2 separate regions of the Homo sapiens genome follow, and region 2 is linked to region 1. The links are chromatin contacts, found by Hi-C or POLR2A ChIA-PET in ENCODE. All regions are on one chromosome and are shown on one strand. The core of a region is the stretch at or near the end of the contact, and the rest is flanking DNA. Distances in the headings are between cores, read along the strand shown. Region 1 has its middle 130 kb from the start of ZNF217. Region 2 holds the start of BCAS1 (brain enriched myelin associated protein 1).

Region 1 (6,916 bases), core at 312-2,811:
GCGTGAACTATAAACTGTATATAATATAGCCATATGACAATGCCAGCAAGTTGATAAACAGAAATTTTTTGAACTATGAAAGTTATTTGGTTGCAAATCCTTTGCAAAAAATGTGTCTGCTCTGTATAGAGTATTGAATGAAAGTATAGCATGTAGATTTTTACAAGCCTACAGGTACATAAATACTTTTGATTTTTCTCAATCTGTAGAGATTTGCTATAAGATAGTCTTTGGGCTAGGCGCGGTGGCTCACGCCTGTAATCCCAACACTTTGGGAGGCTGAGGCAAGCAGATCTCCTGAGGTCGGGAGTTCGAGAACAGCCTGACTAACATGGAGAAACCCTGCCTCTACTAAAAATACAAAATTAGCTGGGTGTGGTGGCGCTTGTCTGTAATCCAGCTACTTGGGAGGCTGAGGCAGGAGAATCGCTTGAACCCAGGAGGCAGATACTGCGGTGAGCCGAGATGGCGCCATTGCCCTCCAGCCTGGGCAATAAGAGCGAAACTCCATCTCAAAAAAAAAAAAAAAAAAAAGATATTCTTCGGCTGGGCATGGTGGCTCATGCCTGTAATCCCCGCGCTTTGGGAGGCTGAGGTGGGCAGATCACAAGGTCAAGAGATTGAGACCACTCTGGCCAACATGGTGAAACCCTGTCTCTACTAAAAATATAAAAATTAGCTAGGCATGGTGGTGCACACCTGTAGTCCCAGCTACTTGGGAGGCTGAGGCAGGAGAATCACTTGAACCCAGGAGGCGGAGGTTGCAGTGAGGCGATATTGCACCACTGCACTCCAGCCTGGTGACAGAGTGAGATTCAAAAAAAAAAAAAAAAGATATTCTTCAATCAACACTCTGTATACTTCTGTATAATTCTTCACAGAAATTATTCCTCAGATAACCTGCACTTACCATCAAACTTGTAATTATCCCCACACATACAAAGTTGCCTTTGAATGTGATGTTTCTATAGAGTACAAAGCTGAATTATTTTATTTTATTTATTTATTTTGAGATGGAGTTTCGCTCTTGTTGCCCAGGCTGGAGTGCAATAGTGTGATCTCGGCTCATCAAAACCTCTTCCTCCCAGGTTCAAGTGATTCTCCTGCCTCAGCCTCCCGAGTAGCTGGGATTACAGGCATGCGCCACCACGCCCGGCTAATTTTGTATTTTTAGTAGAGACAGGGTTTCTCCATGTTGATGAGGCTGGTCTCAAACTCCCAACCTCAGGTGATCTGCCTGCCTCGGCCTCCCAAAGTGCTGGGATTACAGGAGTGAGCCACCACACCTGGCCAAAGCTGAATAATTTTAGATTGTTCCTGTGTGTGAGTCTTCTGGAATGTCTCTGGGCATCTGGAGTCAAAAAGTGTGTTTATTCTTTAGTGAAAATGATTGCCATTGTTGTGAGAGATATTGAAAAATGACATCAAATTGCTCAGACCTTGCAGCAAATCACAGTGGAAACGCCTATTAAATCTCATATGCTCTTTGAATGGTCTTTGTTAATTGGAGCCACAGCACGAATGACAAAGAGACACTAAAATTATGACGGAGGATTGCTTCCTGTCTTACCTACTATATTTGGGTCTATTCTCATTTCAGTGAATGAGTCACAGTGAGGTACAATTTGTTTTTCCAAAGACAAAAAGAAATAGAATAAAAGAGGAGTTGGCAACATTTTTTGGTAAATGGTGAGATATTAACTATTAAAAAAAAACATATTTTAGGCTTTGGAGGCCAGATGGCCTCTGTAGTAACTTTTTTTTTTTTTCTTTTTGAGACAGGGTGTTGCTCTGACGCTCAGGCTGGAGTGCAATGGTGTGATCTTGGCTCACTGTAACCTCCGCCTACCGGGTTCAAATGATTCTTGTGCCTCAGCCCATAGCTGGGATTACAGTCCTGCACCACCACACCTGACTAATTTTTGTATTTTTAGTAGAGACGGGATTTCGCCATGTTGGCCAGGCTGGTCTTGAACTCCTGGCTTCATGTGATCCTCTTGCCTCTGCCTTCTAAAGTACTGAGATTACAGGCGTGAGCCACTGCGCCCACCTGGCCTCTCTGTAGCAACTACTAAACTCTGCCTTGCCCTGTGAAAGCAGCCATACACAATATGTAAATGAATGAGCATGGCTGTTTTCCAATAAAACTTTATTTCTCAAAACAGGCAGTAGGCTTAGTTTGCCAACCCCTGGAATAAGGCATAAATATTTAAAGATATAGATATGAATTGGCTGGGCACAGTGGCTCATGCCTGTAATCCTGGCACTTTAGGAGGCCAAGGTGGGCAGATCACCTGAGGTCAGAGTTCCAGACCAGCCTGGTCAACATGGTGAAACCCTGTCTCTACTAAAAATATAAACATTAGCTGGGCATGGTGGTACGCACCTGTAATCCCATTTACTCAGGAGGTTGAGGCAGGAGAATTGCTTGAACCAGGAGTTGGAAGTTGCAGTGAGCTGAAATCATGCCACTGTACTCCAGCCTGGGCGACAGTGATACTCTGTCTCAAAAAAAAAAAAAAAAAAAAAGATATGAAGTGATAGACATAAACAGATAACTTGAAGTGTGGCAGAGAATGTTACCTGCCAACCCACCATCCCTATTCTTTGTGAACAGAGCCACCATACTGTTGGGGTCAGCAATGTCCTCAGTTAAATATATCTATATCCTAGTCTCACTTGCCAATAGGGGTGACTTCTGAAGTGAAAGCAGATACAGATGAGACATGTGGGAATGCTCTGTAAAAAGGCCTTATCTTCCTTTTTTTTTTTTTTTTTTTTTTGAGACAGGGTCTCACTGTATCGCCCAGGCTGGAGTGTAGTGATGGTGCAATATCAATTGGCTCACTGCAACCTCCACCTCCCAGGCTCAAGTGATTCTCATGCCTCAGCCTCCTCAGTAGCTGAGATAACAGTTGTGTGCCACCACACCCAGCTAATTTTTTATATTTTTAGTAGAGACGGGGTTTCACCATTTTGGCCAGGCTGGTCTTGAACTCCTGGCCTCAAGCTGATCTGCCCGCCTCAGCCTCCCAAACTGCTGGGATTACAGGTGTGAGACACCATGCCCGGCCTAGGCTTTATCTCTTGGGCAGGTGCCATTTTGCCTTCTACTTTTCTTTTTTTTATCTGCCTGGAATATGGGAATGATTGGTGGAGCTTAAGTGGCAATTTTGTGACTAAGAGGGCAAGTCCGAGAAAATATTGGAAATCTCATCCTTTGCATCCTCGAACCAATGAATCAAACCAGCAGGAGCTGACCTCTGGACTTCTTGTTATATGAAGGAAACAACCTTTCTATGCTTAAGCCACTGTTTCATTTGGATCTGTATTTACTGCTGAATCAAAATTCCAATACTTTTAATAGAAATAACAAACATATAGTCCAGCTTACAAGTAGTAGAAGTAATAGTAATTTAAGGCTATGTGAACAATAGAGAGGTAGTATTTCGGATTGAAGACTTCAAATCCATCAGTTGGATCTGGGTGTCAAATCCTGCCCTCACCACTAACTTGGTGGTGTTTTGTTTTGTTTTGTTTTGTTTTGTTTTGTTTTGTTTTGTTTGAGATAGGATCTCACACTCTGTTGTCAGTGCTGGAGTGCAGTGGTATGATCTCGGTTTACTGCAACCTCCACATCCTGGGCTCAAGTGATCCTCCCACCTCAGTCTCCTGAGTAGCTGGGACTGGTGGCACACACCATCACGCCCTGCTGATTTTTATATCTTTTATAGAGATGGGTTTTTGTCATGTTGCTCAGGTGGGTTTTGAACTCCTGGGCTCAAGCAATCTGCCCACCTTGGCCTCCCAAAGTGTTGGGATTACAGGCGTGAGCCACCGCGCCCCCCACCCCCACCACTTACTCTCTCTATTCCTCAGTTTCCTCCCTGGAAAAATAGAGATCATAATATTATATGATTTATGGTATTGTTGAAAGACTTAATTATGATAATGCATACATAAAGTACTTGGCACATAAGAAGTGCTCAAAAAAAGAGAATATTATTGTTGCTGCTACTATTATCATTTTGTTGACCAGAGATGAATGACTATTCACTTCTCTGAAACAAGGGTGCAGGTGAAAACAGCGATGACATTTCTTCCCCACTCCTCACTCTTCAGGCCTCTCCATCATCTAGAACAATACGTGGAAATCCACTCACGACCTCCGTGTTTTTAATAAGTATGACGTGTCGGGCTGAGTGCTTGGTTCCGGGAGTTCTGGGTGATGGAGACAGTTCCTGTATTCAGTGTTATCAGGGCAGAGTGAGCAGAGGTAGCCTGGAGGACAATCAAGAATAAAAAAGTGTTGGGTGGAGAACAGAAATATGAATGGGGTACAATGGGGAGAAACCAAGAAGAGGTTCAGTTCTATTATTGGGTGGGAAAGCGGTCTAAAAATATTTTATAGAGGAACTGGTATCTAAAATTTGAGTATTGAAGAAGGTGGTGTTGGCTATTATCTACTATTACTAGGAAGAATTTTTTTTTGAGACAGAGTCTCACTCTGTCACCCAGGCTGGAGGTCAGTGGCATTATCTCGGCTCACTGCAACCTCTGCTCCCGGACTCAAACCATCCCACCCCAGCCTTTCCAGTAGCTGGGACTACAGACACGCACCACCACGCCTGGCAAATTTATGTATTTTTTTGGAGACAGGGTTTTGTCATGTTTGGCCAGGTTGGTCTCGAGCTCCTAGACTCAAGGGATCTGCCCACCTCAGTCTCCCAAAGTGCTGGAATTACAGCTGTGAGCCGATGTGCCTGGCCAGGAAGAATTTAAAATCAGTGATGGCATGTAAATATTTTTCTTGTTCTTTTTTTTTTTTTTTTTGAGATAGAGTTTTTGCTCTTCATACCCAGGCTGGAGTGCAATGGCACAATCTTGGCCCACTTCAACCTCTGTCTCCTGGGTTCAAGCGATTCTAAAATATTTGAGGTGCCCGCCACCATGCCTGGCTAATTTTTTGTATTTAGTAGAGACAGAGGTTCACCATGTTGGCCAGGCTGGTCTCGAACTCCTGACCTCAGGTTATCCAACTGCCTCAGCCTCCCAAAGTGCTGGGATTACAAGCATGAGCCACTGTGCCGGCCATATTTTTTTTTTTCTTTCTTTTCTTTTCTATTTTATTTTATTTTATTTTATTTTGAGACAGAGCCTCACTCTGTTGCCCAGGCTGGAGTGCAGTGGCAGATCTCGGCTCACTGCAAGCTTCGCCTCCCGGGTTCAAGTGATTCTCCTGCCTCAGCCTCCCGAGTAGCTGGGATTACAGGCGCCCACAACCACGCCCGGTGTATTTTTATTAGAGACGAGGTTTCACCATATTGGCCAGGCTGGTCTCGAACTCCTCCTGATCTCAAGTGATCCGCCCGCCTTACCCTCCCAAAGTGCTGGGATTACAGGCATGAGCCACCGCGCCCGGCCCGGCCATATTTTTCATCTCCTCTTCCGGATCTCCTCTCCGACCCTGCCCTCCGGCCTCCGTGGTGGCCTTCCCTGGACGGTATTCACACGTTCCCCTACTCTATAGTTTCCAGTTGGGTTTAGCCAACGGGAGACACCTGGAGGAGATGGAGGGAGGAGAAAGGGAGGTTGGAGCATGTATTTCCCTGGCGCCCTCTCTGCTAGGTTGCCCCAGGTTGGCTGCATCTCTCTCCTGAAGGTCACAGTCCTGGTCAGGTCGCTTTCTCTACAGCTGTGTTCTTCAGATTCTGGGAACCACACCTACCTTTGCCTTTCTGGCCTGGGGGCAAGAATGGCTCTCTGCTGCTGCGATTAGCCTCAGGGCGTTCACTACTTCTTGCTCCTCTCTCTCTCTCTCTTTTTTTTTTTTTGAGACAGAGTTTCGCTCTTGTTGCCCAGGCTGGAGTGCAATGGCGCAATCTCGGCTCACCACAACCTCCGCCTCCTGGGTTCAAGCGATTCCCCTGCCTCAGCCTCCGGAGTACCTGGGATTACAAGCATGTGCCACCACGCCAGGCTAATTTTGCATTTTTGGTAGAGACGGGGTTTCTCCATGTTCGTCAGGCTGGTCTCGAAGTCCCAACCTCAGGTGATCCGCCCACCTTGGCCTCCCAAAGTGCTGGGATTGCAGGCGTGAGCCACCGCGCCCTGCCTAATGCTAACTCTATTTTAAGGGGGCATCTGTTTCCTGCTGGGATCCTCACTGGCAAACTCAAATGCCCACCAGGGCAGGATACGGGTAAAGTGGTCGAAGTGTAATGCAATAGGGAGGGGTGGTGACTGGTGAACTGGAGAGCCCTGAAATGGGCACCTGCTACTATAGGCTCCAGCTGCTGGTGCCCTTTGAGAGTATGATTCTAGCATTAATTTTTCCTTTTTTTTTTTTTGAGATGGAGTCTCGCTCTGTCACCCTGGCTAGAGTGCAGTGGTGTGATCTCGGCTCACTGCAACCTCCGCCTCTTGGGTTCAAGTGAGTCTCCTCTACCATTAACTTTTCTAATTAAAAAAATTTTTAAACTTTTTCTAATTTTTTCTATGTAAGCTGAAAGTATACATTTTATTAGAAGAACTTTCCACATTTATAAAAACATTCTCTGGGCCAAAGAGCATGTGCTTGAATTTGACCTGTGGCTGACACTGCTATAAGGGCAACAGCCCTGGTAGTCAGAGAATGAGTTAAACTATGATAATATTAAGTATTGTCACCTTGTGCAGACACAGCATGCATTATTTCATTTAATCGTTAGGACAATATCAACTTGAGGGAGGTTATATTGCTATTATATAGATGAGATCCCTATTATATAGTTAAGAAAACTTTTTTTTTTTTTGAGATGGAGTTTCCCTCTGTTGCCCAGGCTGGAATACAGTGGTGCAATCTCGGCTCACTGCAACCTTTGCCTCCTGGGTTCAAGTGATTCTCCTGCCTCAGCCTCCCGAGTAGCTGGAATTC
Region 2 (6,043 bases), core at 3,271-5,770, 350 kb after region 1:
TTTCTTTTTTTTTTTTTGAGGCGAAGTCTGGCTCTGTCGCCCAGGCTGGAGTGCAGTGGCGCCATTTCGGCTCACTGCAAGCTCCGTCTCCCGGGTTCACACCATTCTCCTGCCTCAGTCTCCCGAGTAGCTGGGACTACAGGCGCCTGCCACCACGCCCGGCTAATTTTTTGTATTTTTGGTAGAGACGGGGTTTCCCCGTGTTAGCCAGGATGGTCTCGATCTCCTGACCTCGTGATCCGCCCGCCTTGGCCTCCCAAAGTGCTGGGATTACAGGCGTGAGCCACCGGGCCCGGCCGAGGCAGGTATTTTTATTGTCCCCATTTTACAGATGCAGAACCTGAGCCCAGGGAACTTAAACTCCTCACTTAAGATCATGCTATGGATTGAAATGTGTCCTTCCAAAATTCGTGTTGGATTCGTGTTGAAGCCCTAACGTGCAATATGACTGCATTTGGAAATGTGGCCTCTAAGGAATCAAGGCTAAATGAAATCAGAAGGGTGGACCTTGATCTGATAGAATTAGTGTCATTATAAAAAGAGACACCAAAGAGCTCTCTCTGTCTCTCTCTCAACCGTGTGAGGACACAGCAAGAAGGCAGCTGTTGGCTAGCCAGAAAGAGTGGTCTCACCAGAAATGCATCGGCCAGAACCTTGATCTTGGACTTCCAGCCTCCAGAACTATGAGAAAACAAAAATGACTGTTGTTTAAGCCACCTAGTCTGTGGTGTTTTGGTTACCACAGCCCAAGCTGACTAATACAGATCATCTTCTAGTAAGTGGGAGAATGAGGACTTAACCCTCGCAAACTCAAGTCCAGAGTTTAGACTTTTAACTTTTCTATTTTCATACTTTCTACTGTCTCTTCTGCTGTATAAGTGATGTTATAGTTTTATGAAATATTTATATGTAATATAATAGAACATGGAATAGAAAATATTTCCTGCATATTCATTCTTGCAATGAGAAAATTATAACTAGGCAAGGAATATATATGGTACAATCTAAAGTGAGGATTAGGCCGGGCGCTGTGGCTCATGCCTGTAATCCCAGCAGTTTGGGAGGCTGAGGTGGGTGGATCACTTGAGGTCAGGTGTTTGAGACCATCCTGGCCAACATGGCGCAACCCTGTCTCTACTAAAAATACAAAAATTAGCCAGATGTGGAGGCACAATGCCTGTAATCCCAGCTACTTGGGAGGCTGAGGCAGGAGAATCGCTTGAACCCAGGAAGCGGAGGTTGCAGTGAGCCGAGATCACACCGCTGCACTCCAGCCTGAGCGACAGAATGAAACTCTCTCAATAAGTAAATAAATAAATCAAATAAAGTGAGGATTGAACAATTGAAGGGTCACTGATAATCACTGTAAGGATTTAGCGCCAGGGCTTGGCAGTACTCAGGTGAGTAAACGTTAGTTATTGCTAATATTATTCATTTATCTTATTATTGTTATAATTGAGTTAGTTCTGTGTTCTGATCCATGAGTGAATTGGCCTCCTGGAAGCTGCCCTCAAATCCCTCCTCTTTTACACAGTGATTGATGGTCCATGTCGCCTCCTTGTAGTTACAGATTAATAATAGGCCCTCCTCCTGGAAACAGGCCAAACGCCAAACCCCATGCAAGCTGGCCTGGAGAAAGCACTTCTGAAACTTCATCACCAGCAGGCAGCTAGACGACTGTTGAATGGGAGGGGGGGTGGTTTTGAAGGGTGGAATGGTGACAGAATTAGTCACCAAGTAAACAAGCAACACCTTCGATCAATGCAATGGAATGTAGGTAACCCAGGGGCCCTCCTCACTGCTCAGCTGAGGGTGACGCCAACATGGCCAGGCTGGCACACCCAGCAGAACCAGCCCTCTGCCCCCAACATCAGTAAAGACCTTGCAGGAGGAAAGAACAACCCCGCTTTGCCTGCCCCACAGTCCTGCAGCTCCATGTGTGTGCCCGCACAGTGCTAGGAACACGGCAGCTATTATCAGGAGTGCCAGGTACAGTGCTACAGGTTGCCTCCTGTACAAGGGGACACAGGGAACTGAAATCCAGTCCTCACTGAACTGCCCAAGCCCTGATTCCTGGTATGGGACTTTGTGGGTCCAGGGGCAGGGGTGCCTTGATCAAAATCACCTTGGATGTTTTAGGGCTGCTTGGTGATTGATGTTTTGCTTTCGGAGTACTTAATTATGTTTGCACAAACGGATGGTAATCCTAAAAATCTTAGAGCTCGCTCTCATAGTCTTATTATTGCACCAAACATTGTTAAGTGCATGATAATCGCAGGTAATTTTAATTGGAGGCTTACTATGTGCCAGGCAGCACCAGGGTGAGCATAGCAGGACACAAAATATAGGAAGGCAACCATCTCTGGTGCAGAATCGGCAGCAGAGAGTGAGCGCCTCCCTGCATTTTATCCCCCAGGTGCTCACTGGCTTCACCCTTGCCCTGACCCTGGTGCCAGGCACTTCACACACATTGTCTCCTTTTCCCTTGCAGAGTCCCATTATTCCCTGATTGCACAGATAAAGAAACCAAGGCTGAGCAATGCCATCCCCTCATCTCACGAACGTCACCTCCATGAGGGTAGGCACCTTACTAGTCCTACTTGCCCAAGAGTAGCAGTCAGAAAGCTACGGGGAGGCACACCTGGGGTTTGAACCTGGGTCCACGTGACTCAGGCACTCAAATCCTGAACTGCTTCAGGGCAGGGCACTTGGCTTGAAGAGAAGCTGCAGACACAGAGACAATCAAGTCACATCTAATACTCCAGCAGGACAGATGAGCCTGCAAGGTGCAAAGGTACCCCCGCCCCCAACCCAAAGCCTTTTTCAATTCCTCTCCCTCCACATCTCTTGTCATGGTAAAGCAGGCAGAATCCATGGGCTTTAACGGGCCCATTGCTTTTCCCAAAGCTCATGCCTTTTTCCTAAAAACAAAACCCTTCTGGGTTCCAGAACTCTTTGGAAAAAAAGAATCTTCTGTGATTTGGGACATTGGTTTGTTCCCCCACCCTCACTTAAATGAGAAACTACTTTAGCATGCCCCGCCCCGTCTGTTGTCTTTATTTAGGAGGAAGCACCCTCTACATACCCTGAGTATATACACCCAGGGCCTGAAGCTGCTGTGATCAGCTCAGGATCCCCAGGAGGCTGAGGCGGATCAGGCCCTGGACTCCGGGGGAACAATGTAAGGGACACCAAAAAGCTCAGCCATGGAGATGAATAGTATTTTAACATGAAATTTGTGAAAATCAAAATTACCGCTGTTCCTGATCTTATCTTTCTGTAACATGTTCATAGTTTGTTCATCACGGGTGTCTTGCCATTAATTCTGACTTTTAAAAATGTTGTGTTAACATACCGTTTATCTCCATGACTGAGTTTTTTGGCATCCCTTACATTTCGTGCCCAAGGTGAGAGTCTCACTGGCTGCACCCTCATCCCAGGCCCGACTGGACTCCAGTTCCACAGCATCCTTTCCATGAGACCTGGAACCAGATGCAGCTCCCTCTTCACCCAGCTTCATGTTCCTAGTTGTAAAATGGAGACGATGGTAACAGCGAAAACAAGAACCACAGCTAAGAGTTACTAAGTGCACAGGTATTTACGGGCAGTAGAGTCCTCTCAGCCCTTTGATCTCAGTACTGTTATTAGGTTCACTTTACAGATGAGGAAACTGAGGCCCAGAGGGCTGAGGGAACCTGCTCCAGGGCACCCAGCCAGCCCAGGGTGGAGCTGGGGCTGGCATCTGGCGGTGTGGCTGCAGCGCACCCGCATTCTAATCGCAATGACTCTTCCAGGCAGGAAACTGGTTCAGAGGGAGATGTAAACAGCAGGGGTCCTGAAGCCAGGATTTGAATCAGCAGCTGCCTCATAGGGTGGTCTTGAGCGTTAAATAAGATTCACAAAAGGCACTCCACAAGTCCTTTTTCTTGTCCTCCCACTTCTTTAGGCAATGCCTGAGGTGAAGGCTCAGATTCCACTCGGCTATGGGGCATTCTTGCCCTGACGGATCCCCAAATCACACAGCCTATCCCTCCATCCAGTGACTTCTCCCCATGTCCTGTGCTTGAAATGACCCTCAATAGTTCCACCAAATAGGAGTTATTTATGTGGCTATGCGCCTAACACTGACCACATTGTCATTTGCTCCTTGTAAAACTAAAAACTTTGAGATGAGTGCTATCTTTGGGTCCATTTCACAGATAGTGGAACTGAGGCTTACACATATCCAAGGCCACACAGTGAACAGAAGGCAGAGCTGGGATCAAACTTGACCCTGTCTGACCCCTGGCCTCTATATGACACCGTCTACCACAAACAGCAAACCCTCCAGCCATGCCTAAAGGATCTGAAAGCAGTTACCTGCTGAGCCCCTGTGGGAGTATCTTCAGTCCCCTCGTGTCACCCGGAGCTGCTCCTGCACAGGGTCCTGGGTCTCCAGTGCGTGCTGCCCAGTGCCTGGCTGTCGGTGGAGCCTGGCTCCCTGCACTTTGCTTCCTTGTGCAGAGCCTGCTGGCTGAATACACAGAGCAGGGCAAACACAAGCCTGGGTGGAGTCCTCCCTTCTCCCCGGACCATCCTGCAGAAACAGGTTCTCTTCCTGATGTGGGGCTGCCCTCCCAACTCCAATAAAAACTGAGCACCTGACTCCTCTCGCATTAATGCCTCCCTGGCACCCCAAGTATTCTACCCAGTGCCCCTCACCTACTGAGGCTGCCGGGTTGACCTGGGGAAGCAGTTTCCTTCCCCAGTAACCGTAGGTCATGGTCAGAGCAGGGAAAACACGTTCTGTGAGATTTTGTAGTTCTGTCTGCTGACTTCAGAACACCACCTCCACCACCACCTAACCACCTAATTGGAAGGAAATAGCTTCTCATCCACTCAACTACCCCTAGTCATGTAAACCTTATTCCCAAAGGGGTTTGGACACCAGAAATCAGGTAACCTGAGGGTGGTTTATTGCTCTGGAGACATACCATGATGTTGGAAAGGGCATTCTTTTTCTTTGCAGGCCAGAAATTCGACAGGCTATGCAATTTATTTAATTCAAGCAAGGATGTTGTTTAAAGTGTCTTACAAGGACATATACAATAGATTATGAGAGCATGAAATAACATGTAACAAAAGAAGATTGAAGAACAAAATTTGGAACATCAAATGAGAACAGGATCAAAAATAAATGCTCTTGTTGATTTACAGACTTGCTATGAAGGGTTTGCAGATATGGCTTTGAGCTTCCTAACAGCCAATGCAAGAAAGGAAACTTGATAAGTTACACTACTTAGTGCTCTGGAGAAGACATTCAAGAGAATTGCGACCAATAATTATTGTGGTTTTATTCAACAGTATACTCAGCTTAACCCCTATCATGAATACTTGTCAAGCACCAGGCTATATATATAAGCCAGAGTTTAAAGAGGTGAGTAAAAGATGCTGGGTCTCTACCCTTCTTGCACTCAGTGTCATTGGACATAGAATCCTGTAAATATAAACATAGAATTACAGGGTGTGATTCTCATTATAAAAGAAAAGCCAAGGCAGCTAAGGGAGAGAAATAGAGAGAGCTGGGGAAGGCCTCTTTCAGAAATCAACATTTAAGAAAAAAAATACTATTTAAATAAATGCTGAATACACAACCAGGCACACCGTAATTAGGGTTGTAAAGTCGATTCCAGCTCAGCACTGTACATGTCAATCTGGAATGTAGTAAACCCAATTATTAAGCAGCTGCCATGCACACGCTCTGTGCTGACCCAAGCCTGGAGGCTCAGGAGCTTGAGCTCTGGCCCTGGGTTGAGACAGACAAGGGCTCGGATCTTGATTCTTACTGATCGGCTGTGGAATTATGAGCAAGCTACTGTACTTCCCTAAGTCTCTGTCAGCCCCCTCAGCTGTGTGCTCCTTTGTGTTTATTTTGCATCTATTCTTGTATCCCCAACTCCTGGCACCCTGCAAAACGAGGATGGGGATCCCTCTATGATAGAGTAGGTACTCTGCAACTCCTGGCTGATTGGACTTGTTCATTCTTTTTTTTTTTTTTTTTAAG

What was found. A loop is a pair of places that touch in the nucleus more often than their neighbours do. ChIA-PET counts read pairs that join two places held with the same protein, here RNA polymerase II (POLR2A). Pooled maps may share reads with other maps.
Region 2: a loop to region 1 is called in a map with no recorded cell type, with 2.8 times the contacts of the local background. The contact joins the promoter of BCAS1 here to the enhancer-like site in region 1. A Hi-C loop is called at or near these places in 2 of 168 maps with a recorded cell type or tissue (Caco-2 and PC-3), 8 of 37 single-sample maps with no recorded cell type and 2 of 50 pooled maps. POLR2A ChIA-PET finds 5 or more read pairs at or near these places in 3 of 52 experiments (HepG2, Panc1 and activated B cell).

What each region holds. Positions count from the first base shown.
Region 1 is chr20:53,719,646-53,726,561 of GRCh38, forward strand. No RefSeq gene overlaps it. Among named protein-coding and RNA genes, the nearest start is that of ZNF217, 130 kb to the left of the region's middle. RefSeq lists enhancers at 4,695-5,694, 5,695-6,692. Within about 2 kb of position 1,562, at least 4 of the 41 ENCODE cell types and tissues checked have a DNase peak (open chromatin) inside an H3K27ac peak, as active enhancers do; they include PC-3 and Panc1, where a contact is called at or near this core.
Region 2 is chr20:54,066,074-54,072,116 of GRCh38, forward strand. It overlaps BCAS1 (brain enriched myelin associated protein 1), which reads right to left and starts at 4,521. Exons shown (of 13, transcript NM_001366298.2): 1 at 4,360-4,521. MIR4756 (microRNA 4756) reads right to left here and starts at 2,412; the gene lies at 2,335-2,412. RefSeq lists an enhancer at 3,240-4,114.